Regions from separate parts of the Homo sapiens genome. Here region 2 is linked to region 1. A link is an interaction called in ENCODE POLR2A ChIA-PET data of the cell type or tissue named here. Cell type or tissue: MCF 10A. All regions are shown on one strand. Links, peaks and the distances in the headings refer to the core of each region. The heading gives the core; the rest is flanking DNA.

The links. ChIA-PET counts read pairs that join two places held together with the same protein. Peaks named below come from ENCODE experiments on the same cell type or tissue, not always from the same donor. Only the 100,000 strongest peaks of a DNase experiment are listed, where the experiment ranks them.
Region 2: POLR2A ChIA-PET joins it to region 1 with 6 read pairs; 8 of 35 experiments call an interaction of 5 or more read pairs at or near these places.

What each region holds. Positions count from the first base shown.
Region 1 is chr1:225,836,873-225,842,246 of GRCh38, reverse strand. It overlaps EPHX1 (epoxide hydrolase 1), which reads right to left. Exons shown (of 9, transcript NM_001136018.4): 4 at 3,366-3,593; 5 at 2,901-3,030; 6 at 2,210-2,418. It also overlaps a transcript of TMEM63A not described here. Among named protein-coding and RNA genes, the nearest start is that of EPHX1, 29 kb to the right of the region's middle. In MCF 10A, for the core only: no CTCF peak of the experiment used is centred there; no DNase peak of the experiment used is centred there.
Region 2 is chr1:225,965,304-225,970,677 of GRCh38, reverse strand. No RefSeq gene overlaps it. Among named protein-coding and RNA genes, the nearest start is that of LEFTY2, 27 kb to the right of the region's middle. In MCF 10A, for the core only: no CTCF peak of the experiment used is centred there; a DNase peak (open chromatin) is centred at 2,357.

The DNA of each region.
Region 1 (5,374 bases), core at 143-5,142:
GAGCACAGGCCTGCCTTAACTCCTGGGTGCTCACATGCCTCGCTTCCTTAACTCTGCCTCGGCATCCTCATCTGATAAACAGGGACGATACCTTCCCACTGTCTCCCAGGGCCTGGCACACTGCCTGCTCAGCTTCCTTCAAACTGAAGGGCCTACGCCTCTGCATTTGGTGGGGTCCCAATGAGAAGTGCTGTTTTTAAAAAGGCGGGGTTTTTCAGTCTATGTGCTCTGATTCATGAAAAATGAGAAGCCACCTAAAAAAGTCTAAAATAGGGGATCAGTTACAAATATTGATATACTCATAAGCCAAAATACTGTACAGTCATTAAAAATGGCTGGAACAGGCTGGGGGCATTGGCTCATGCCTGTAATCCCAGCACTTTGGGAGGGTGAGAAAGGTGGATCACCTGCGGTAAGGAGTTCGAGACTATCCTGGCTGACATGGTGAAACCCCATCTCTATTAAAAATACAAAAAAATTAGCAGGGCATGGTGGTGCATGCCTGTAATCCCAGCTACTTGGGAGGCTGAGGCAGGCAAATTGCTTGAACCCGGGAGGTGGAGGTTGCAGTGAGCCGAGATCGTACCACTGCACTCTAGCCTGGGCAACAGAGCAAGACTCTGTCTCAAAAAAAAAAAAAAAAAAGGCTGGGACAGTGGGACAGGCTGGGTGCGGTGGCTCACACCTGTAATCCCAGCACTTTGGGAGGCCGAGGCGGGTGGATCACCTGAGGTCAGGAGTTCGAGACCAGCCTGGCCAACATGGTAAAACCCCGTCTCTACTAAAAATACAAAACATTAGCCAGGCATGGTGGCAGGTGCCTGTAATCCCAGCTACTTGGGAGGCTGAGGCAGGAGAATTGCTTGAACCTGGGAGGCGGAGGTTGCAGTGAGCTGAGATCACACCACTGCACTCTACCCTGGGCAACAGAGCCAGACTGGGTCTTGAGAAAAAATAAATAAATAAAGCTGGGACAATGGCATAAATGAATCTCACAAACATAATATTGAGCAAAAGAAGCCAGACTCAAGGGTATATACTCTGTGATTCTATTCATAGGACTTAAACAGGCACAATCAAAACCATCTCAGTCAGAAGTCAGAGCGTGGTACCTGGGAGAGAACCCCGAGGGGCATCTGGAGTGTTGGGGCCATGTTGGTGATATGGACGTACTTCACTTGTGAAAATTCTCACCAAAATGTTCACAAGTTCTTTTGAAGGAGAGGGGATGTGGGGAGGGAGAAGAGGTTATATGAGATTGTCTTTAATGTTTTGTACTTTTTGCATTTTTAAGCTTTTTGACAACATGTATTTTATAATCAGAGAAAAATGCTGACTTTTATAAAGTGCCATTATTATGATTATGAGCTGCCTCGTGTGTGTGGGCATGGGTTTGCCATGAAAACTATGAAGAACTTTGAGATGGGCAAGACAATTCCTGGGTGTCTTCTGGACAAGATCTAGGGAGTTACCTAGCAGACCTTCCGGACTGACGTGATGCTACAGGGGTCCCATCTTTCCTTGTCATTGAGCTATTTTACAGTTCTGTGAATTGTAAAGAACTGAGGGTAATGCGAATGACTCTTGTTCATAGAGGCAAATGAATTTTGTCCCATGGAGATTTAATTGATATTACTCTGTGGATGTTGACAAGTTTTGTGTCTGTTAGCAAATTAATTTCAGTGTTCTTATTTGTCTTTGAATTGTTTCTTTTTAAAATTTTACTGGTTCCTTTATAAATTTACCTTTTTGAAAAAGTATTGTCCTTTAACAGGACCCTGGTGGCAGACATGGTTGCTGGGCCCTCCCTCACTGCCTGGGAACCTCTTCCCCAAGGCCCCAGGGCACCCTCTCCCCTCTCCCCTGCAGCCCCAGAGCTGCCCACTCCCAGGATTCCTCCTACCTCACCCCCTCCATCCCTCTGCTTCTCAGTGTAGGATATAGACTCAGGGGTGGGAGATCAGGGGTGAAAGCCACTATGAATACTGAGTCGGCTAAACAGAGTTGCTAAATTGGCCTGGGAATCTGCTGAGGGTCCATCCTCTTGATTCTATGGGAAAATGCAGTTTAAAGATCTAAAGAGCTGGGAGGTCCTTACAAGAGGCTTCCTTCTGTGGGCAGCATTGGGGTGGGGTGGTGAGGTTACCCCGCGGGTGTCTCCCTGCCCCAGTGGAGCCGGCAGTGGGCGAGGACCCCTGAGCACACTCACCTACGGTGTCAGGCTTGGTGCACTGGATGTGCATGTAGCCGCTCTCCCTCATCAGGCTGTAGAATACCTTCTCCTTGACGGGGTACAGCAGCTCCACATCCCTCTCAGTGAGGCCAAGAAACCTCCCGAAACGCTGTCCCAGGAGGAGGGTCAGGGTAGAGAAGTTGCTTAAAACCAAAGCCATGTTCAAGTGCAGGCCTTTCACGTGGCTGAAGGCAGAGAGAGGGGCCGGGGTGAGGCTGGGCTGGTGTCAAGGACAGGGAGAGAGGAGAGATGGCGGAGGAACAGGCCTCAGGGCTGAGGAGCGAGCACAGAGCCAGCCTCTTTCAGCACTGGCCCCACTGGGGAGGCCATGGGAGTTGGAGAAGGGAGGTTGGGGGAAAAATACAGTTTCTGGGGAGTTCTGCTCAGGGCTATCCCAGAGCTTGGTCCAGCAGAGAGGTCTAATGCCTGACCTTCCCCTCCTATCACAGGCCTTCTCTGCCTGGGAACCTGACCCAGAGCCGCAACCCTGGGTTACAGACAGGAGGATCCAAGTCAACGTGCCTCAGGCACTGCTGAGTGACAGGTCACACTCCCTCCTCTCCCCTGGGGGGTCCTTGGCCCACCCTGCACACAGGTCCACTTCTTAGAGGACACACACACACACACACACACACACACACACACACCACCCCAACAGTGACCTCACCTGGGCACCAGCTGGGCCATATTAGTGCAGATCAGGGACCCCCAGTCCCCTCCTTGAATGTAGAATTCCTGGAAGCCCAGCCGCAGCATCAGCTTGTAAAAGATCCTGGCGGTGGCCACCGAGTTGAACCCTGGCAGTGATGGGGAAAGGCATGGAGTCACGGAGTCACAGGCAGATTGCTCCTTGGGCCCTCTGGTGTTCTATGAAATTTCTCAGGCCCGCCTACCCCCAGGTGGAGGTCAGAAAAGCTCACAGAGGCAAGAAGGAATCCTGGAGCCCAAATATAGGGGTGGCATCTCCAGCCCCGGAGGGCGGTGTGTCTGGGGCCGGCCTCTCAGGCCCCTCCTTTCCCAGCTTCCTCGGGCCAACTCCCTGCTCACCCCGCCGGAAGGAGAGCCTGGTGGGAACACCGGGCCCACCCTTGGCGAGGACGGGGCAGTTATGGAACCTCTAGCAGCCCCGTACCCTTCTTGGAGGATGCCTCTGAGAAGCCATAGCCAGGGATGGAAGGGCAGATGACTTCAAAAACGTGCTCATCGCTCAGGCCATGGTTCTTGGGGTCAGTCAGGAGTGGGATGATCTTATAAAACTCGTAGAAAGAGCCGGGCCAGCCGTGCACCATCAGCAAGGGCTTCGGGGTATGGCCTGCGGGCAGCTGGGGGGGCTTCACGTGGATGAAGTGGATGTCCAGCCCTGGGGGGACAGAGCACAGTCAGGGTGGAGGGAGAGAGAAGACCCTGCACGGTCAGGCTCTGGCACCCCCCAGAGCCTAGATATTGAGTCCTGCCACCCTTAGTGCCCCCGCCGCCCCTTCATGGTATTGACAGTAATAAGGGCTGACACTGGTTTCACACTCACACTGTGCTCCAGGTGCACAGATGTCCTCACTCAGCCTTCACAACCTCCCTGCAAGGGAGCTACGATTATTGCCTCCCGGTTTCCTTAGAGGTGCCCCCTGACAGCTGGGCCAGGTCTGTACAGCCACTGCTGGGTTTCCAGGGCTCAGGACAGCTCCTGGCTCACAGCAGGCCTCCATAAATACTTGTTCAATAATTTAAAATCTGGAGGGTAGGGAGAAAGCCCCACGTATCCAGCAATACAGGATTAATCAAGTATAGTTTGACAGTATACTGGAGTCCAGTACAGTCATCTAAACTGACAAGGTAGATGTATATTTATTTAACATAGAAAACTGATCAGAAGATATTGCTGGGAGGTAAAAGCAAATGATCAAGTCATATCCATTGTGTGACCCAGTTTTTATAAAAAGTCATCTATGCTTATACTGTACTTATACTATGTATTGGTGAATTTTAAAAGTCTGGGAGGATAAACTCCAAGAATGTAAAAAGCAGTTCTCCTGAGCAGTAGATTCCAGTGCTTTTAATTTCTCTTTGAGTTTTATGTACTTTCCAATTTTTCTACAATGAACAGGTATTAAATGCATAATTTTTTTCATACACATTGACAAAATGTCACCTTTTTCTGATTACCAAATGATATTTTCTTTAAAGTGGAGTATTTTTGGGCCTGGTGTGGTGGCTCACGCCTGTAATCCCAGCACTTTGGAAGGCTGAGGCGGGTGGATCACCTAAGGTCAGGAGCTCAAGACCAGCCTGGCCAACATGGTGAAACCCCGTCTCTACTAAAAATACAAAAAAATTACCCGGGCATGCTGACAGGCGCCTGCAATTCCAGCTACTCGGGAGGCTGAGGCAAGAGAATCGCTTGAACCTGGGAAGCAGAGGTTGCACTGAGCCGAGATCACACCACCACACTCCAGCCTGGGCAACAGAGCAAGACTCCATCTCAAAAAATTAAAATAAAATAAAGTGGAAGATTTTTTTTTAAGTGCAATGCTGAAAACATCATCATAGCCAAGGGCAGGTGAATGGATTCTTGTCTCCTCTGGACTGACTTGGGGCCTCTGCATATCAAAAGAAGGCAGCCCCTTCCCAGGCCAGTGCCCTGGACAGCACCTGGGGCCTTACGGCATTCACAGTGAGGGCGGCTGCCATGCTTGGAACTCTCTGCCACCAGGGCTGGTGCAGTCAGCATGGTCTAGCTAATGTTCTGTTCTGTCGTTAATATATTATACAAATAATACATGTTTACTGTAGAAAACTTAGAAAACACAGATAAGCCAAAGGGGGAAGACTCACATGTAATCCCACTCTCTAAAGAAAACATGGTGTTGTCTGTCTAAACTTTATTTTGGAACAGTTTTAGATTGCTGAAAAACTGCAAAGAATCCAGAAAACTCCCATATACCTCACACCCACCGGGTTTCCTCCATTATTAATATTTTATGTTAGCATGGTACATTTATTACAATTAACGAACCAGACTGAGATATTATTAACTATAAAGTCCATTGATTTCCTTAGTGTTTACACTTTTTATTATATGGCGAGAACACTTAATATGGGTCCTACCCTTTTAACAGATTGTAAGTGTCCAACACTGACGGCGCT
Region 2 (5,374 bases), core at 157-5,156, 130 kb before region 1:
CACAAAGGTTCTCCACCTACCCACTAGAGTAGCTAGATACAGAGTGTCCACACAAAGGTTCTCCACCTACCCACCAGAGTAGCTAGATACAGAGTGTCCACACAAAGGTTCTCCAAGGCCCCACCAGAGTAGCTAGATACAGAGTGTCGATTGGTGCATTCACAAACCCTGAGCTAGACACAGGGTGCTGATTGGTGTGTTTACAAACCTTGAGCTAGATACAGAGTGCTGATTGGTGTATTTACAATCCCTGAGCTAGACATAAAGGTTCTCCAAGGCCCCACCAGAGTAGCTAGATACAGTGTCAATTGGTGCATTCACAAACCCTGATTAGACACAGGGTGCTGATTGGTGTGTTTACAAACCTTGAGCTAGATACAGAGTGCTGATTGGTGTATTTACAATCCCTGAGCTAGACATAAAGGTTCTCCACGTCCCCACCAGACTCAGGAGCCCAGCTGGCTTCACCCAGTGGATCCCGCACTGGTGCTGCAGATGGAGCTGCCTGCCAGTCCCGGTGCTGTGCGCCTGCACTCCTCAGCTGTTGGGTGGTTGATGGGACTGGGCGCCATGGAGCAGGGGTGGCGCTCGTCAGGGAGGCTCGGGCTGCACAGGAGCCCATGGAGGGGGTGGGAGGCTCAGGCATGGCGGGCTGCAGGACCCGAGCCCTGCCCCGCCGGAAGGTAGCTAAGGCCGGGTGAGAAATCAAGCGCAGCGCCGGTGGGCTGGCACTGCTGGGGGACCCAGTACACCCTCCGCAGCCGCTGGCCCGGGTGCTAAGCCCCTCATTGCCCAGGGCCAGCCCTGCCGGCTGCTCCCAGTGCAGGGCCCGCCAAGCCCACGCCCACCCGGAACTCCAGCTGGCCCGCAAGCGCCGCGCGTAGCCCCGGTGCCCGATCGCGCCTCTCCCTCCACACCTCCCTGCAAGCTGAGGGAGCCGGCTCTGGCCTTGGCCAGCCCAGAAAGGGGCTCCCACAGTGCAGCGGTGGGCTGAAGGGCTCCTCAAGTGCCGCCAAAGTGGGAGCCCAGGCAGAGGAGGCGCCGAGAGCGAGCGAGGGCTGTGAGGACTGCCAGCACGCTGTCACCTCTCAGCTGGAGTGCAGTGGCGCAATCCCAGCTCACTGCAACCTCCGCCTCCCGGGTTCAAGCAATTCTCCTGCCTCAGCCTCCCGAGTAGCTGGGATTACAGTTCCACACCACTATGCCTGGCTAATTTTTGTATTTTTAGTGGAGATGGGATTTCACCATGTTGGCCAGGCTGGTCTCGAACTCCTGACCTCAGGTGATCGGCCTGCCTCGGCCTCACAAAATGCTGAGATTACAGGCGTGAGCCACCGCACCTGGTCTGATTTTTTTTTTAAATGCAAATCAGACTATGTCACTCTTTTGCTTGAAGCTCCTCAGTGGCTGCCTATGGCTGTCAGGGTCAGAGCCTCACCACGGCCTGGGTTTCCTCCTGTGGCCCCTGGCTTTCGCCTCCTGCTCTATTCTTATCCTGAACTACGCCAAGCCCTTTCTCAACCCCGCCCCTTGCTCCCTCTGTCTGGAACTACCTTCCCAGGCCTTTTTGTGCCGTTCATTCTCAAGTCACCTCCTCAGCGAGCCCTCCTTAGTCACTCCCTTTCATCACCCTGTTTGCTTCCTTCCCATTATCTGGTTTCCCTGGAGGCTTATGTCTGTCTCCCCTCAGTGGAATGTGGGCCTCATGGCACAGGCCCATCGGGGTCACTGCTGTGTTCAGGGCTCAGTAAGGATGCCTCGGTGCGCTTGGATGTGGCGCTGGCCGGCTGGCTGGGGGTGCCACCTGGCGTGATTTGTTGTCACTTGCTCACTTGTCCTAGATGCTGTTTATAAAAGTACTAATAGAACCAGGCACGGTGGTTTATGCCTGTAATCCCAGCATTTTGGAAGCCCAAGGTAGGCGAATCCCTTGAGCCCAGGTGTTTGAGACCAGCTTGGGCAGCAGGGCAAAACCCTGTCTCTACTAAAAAAAAAAAAAAAAAAAAAAAAAAAAAAATTAGCCAGGCATGGTGGTGCGTGTGTAGTCCCAGCTACTTAGGAGGCTGAGTGGGAGGATCACTTGAGCCTGGGGAGGTTGAGGCCGCAGTGAGCTATAATCGCGTCACTGCGCTCCAGCCTGGGTAACAGAGTGAGACCCCGTCTCAAAAATAAATAAATAAATGATACTAATAGTAGAAGGTGATGTATGGCCTTGGAAAAGGCTGAGTTCGACGGCTAGGAAGCCTAGTTTTCCCCTCTCTTCCTCTTCCTTGCACTATACCCTGCAGATCATGGAGCTGGACTGAAGGTCTCAGTTTCTTCTTACGTCACATCAAGGAGGGTGATGCTGACAGCAGGCATCCTCTCGTGAGTTGCCAGCAGTTTTGTGAAGGTGTGGGGAGAGGCCAGTCACGGTGACTCACACCTGTAATCCCAGCACTTTGGGAGGCCGAGGTGGGTGGATCATCTAAGGTCAGGAGTTCAAGACCAGCCTGGCCAACATGGTGAAACCCCGTCTCTACTAAAAATACAAAAATTAGCTGGGCATGGTGGCGAGTGCCTGTAACCCCAGCTACTGGAGAGGCTGAGGCAAGAGAATCACTGAACCCAGGAGGCGGAGGTTGCAGTGAGCCGAGATCGCACCATTGCACTCCAGCCTGGGCGACAAAGCAAGACTGTCTCAGAAAAAAAAAAAAAAAAAAAAAAGAAGAAGATGTAGGGAGAGAGGGAAACGAAGAATGTGGGGGGGGAAATGAAGAGCTTAAAAAATAAAACTACAAAATCTTTTAGCCAAAGGGGGAAGAAAACAAGGGCAACATAAATAATTTGAAATTTTTCTCCAGAGAAATAGCAAAAGTTCCACTCATCTCCATTTAGAAGTTTGTAATGGGGAGAAACATATTCCATAAATCAAAAAGAGTAATTTATTTTCAAATTATATATGTCTGTAGAAACACATAAAATTCATAGAGAAAGATGAAGAGATCATAAGAAAAAAAAGCCCTTAATTTTTTTTTTTTTTTTTGAGACGGAGTCTCAACTCTGTTGCCCAGGCTGGAGTGCAGTGGTGTGATCTTGGCTCACTGCAACCTCTGCCTCCAGGGTTCAAGCAATTCTCATGGCTCAGCCTCCCAAGAAACTGTGACTACAGTTGCGCGCCACCATGCCTGGCTATTTTTTTTTTGTATTTTTAGTAGAGACAGGGTTTCACTCTGTTGGCCAGGCTGGTCTTGAACTCCTGGCCTCAGGTGATCTGTCCATCTTGGCCTCTCAAAGTGCTGGGATTATAGACATGAGCCACCGCGCCTGGCCCCTTACTTAATTTAGAGTAAAGGCAAAGACCTAAGTGATATTTTTATGTGTTGCAAATGTCTCCTCCTACTCTCAGCTTTCCATTTCCTTAATGGTGTCTTAAAAATTGTGTTATTGAATATAACATACAAACAGTATGAACAATGAATAAATCAGAATGTACAACGTGAATTTTTTTTTTTACAAATGAACTCTGTAACCAGCATCCAGATCAAGAAACAGAACATTATAAGAACTCCAAAGCCCTGGAGACCCCTTCTGGTCACTACCTTCCAAGGGTACCATTATCCTGACTTGTATAAATGGAATCTGAGAGAAGGCAAGTTTTCTTTTACATGTATGATGTATGTGGGATTCCCTATACGGTTTCATTCATTCATGAGTAGTGGTCATTCATTCATGTTCGTTGCTTTATAGTATTCTAGTGTGCAGCAATTCATCCACTCTACTATTGATGGATATTTGGATAATTCCCAGTTTGGGGGTATTATTAATGGTGCTGCTATGTGAAGGGGTGGCCTTCCCCTCCACACCTGTGGGTATTTCTAGTCAGGTGGGATGAGAGACTGAGAAAAGAAATAAGACACAGAGACAAAGTATAGAGAAACAACCGTGGGCCCAGGGGACTGGCACTCAGCATACCAAGGACCTGCACCGGCACCAGTCTCTGAGTTCCCTCAGTTTTTATTGATTATTATTTTTATTATTTTAGTAAAAAGGAATGTAGTAGGAGAGCAGGGTGATAATAAGGAGAAGGTCAGCAACAAACATGTGAGCAATAGAATCTATGTCATAATGAAGTTCAAGGGAAGGTACTATGACTGGACGTGCACGTAAGTCAGATTTATGTTTCTCTCCACCAAAACATCTCAGCAGAGTAAAGAATAACAAGGCAGCATTGCTGTAAACATGTCTTGCCTCCCACCATAGGGCGGTTTTTCTCCTATCTCAGAATTGAACAAATGTACAGTCGGGTTTTATACTGAGACATTCAGTTCCCAGGGGCAGGCAGGAGACAGTGGCCTTCCTCTATCTCAACTGCAAGAGGCTTTCCTCTTTTACTAATCCACCTCAGCATAGACCCTTTATGGGTGTCGGGCTGGGGGATGGTAAGGTCTTTCTCATCCCACAAGGCCATATTTCAGACTATCACATGGGGAGAAACCTTGGACAATACCCAGCTTTCCAGGGCAGAGGTCCCTGCGGCTTTCCGCAGTGCATTGTGCCCCTGGTTTATTGAGACTAGAGAATGGCGATGACTTTTACCAAGTATACTGCTTGTAAACATGTTGTTAACAAGGCACGTCCTGCACAGCCCTAGATCCCTTAAACTTTGATTTCGTACAACACATGTTTTTGTGAGCTCCAGGTTGGGTCAAAGTGGCTGGGGCAAAGCTACAAATTAACAACATCTCAGCAAAGCAACTGTTTAAAGTACAGGTCTTTTTCAAAATGGAGTCTCTTATGTCTTTCCTTTCTACATAGACACAGTAACAGTCTGATCTCTCTTTCTTTTCCCTACACTATGGAACATTCTCTCTCTCTCTCTCTCTCTCTCTCTCTCTCTCTCTCTCTCTGTAGCAATTTTACTGAACTGGTGCTGCTCCTTTTGTAGGAGGACTAACCCATAGGCACTGTGCCCAGAGTCAGCCTGAACATTCTAGAACTTGCTTTTGATCAACACCTTGTATTAGGGACAGAACTAAAGGGACAGAACTAATAGGATGTATGTATATATGAAAGGAAGTTTATTAAGGAGAATTGACTCACAAGATCACAAGGTAAAGTCCAACGATAGACTCTCTGCAAGCTCAGGAGCAAGGAAGCCAGTAGTGGCTTAGTCTGAGTCTCAAAACCTCAAAAGTCGGGAAGCTGACAGTGCAGCCTTCAGTCTGTGGCCAAAGGCCCGAGAGCCCCTGGCAAACCACCAGTGTAAGTCCAAGAGTCCAAAAACCAAAGAACTTGGAGTCTGATGTTCCAGGGCAGGAAGCATCGAGCACGGGAGAAAGATGAAGGCCTGAAGACTCAGCAACTCTGCCCTTCCATCTCCTGCCTGCTATTT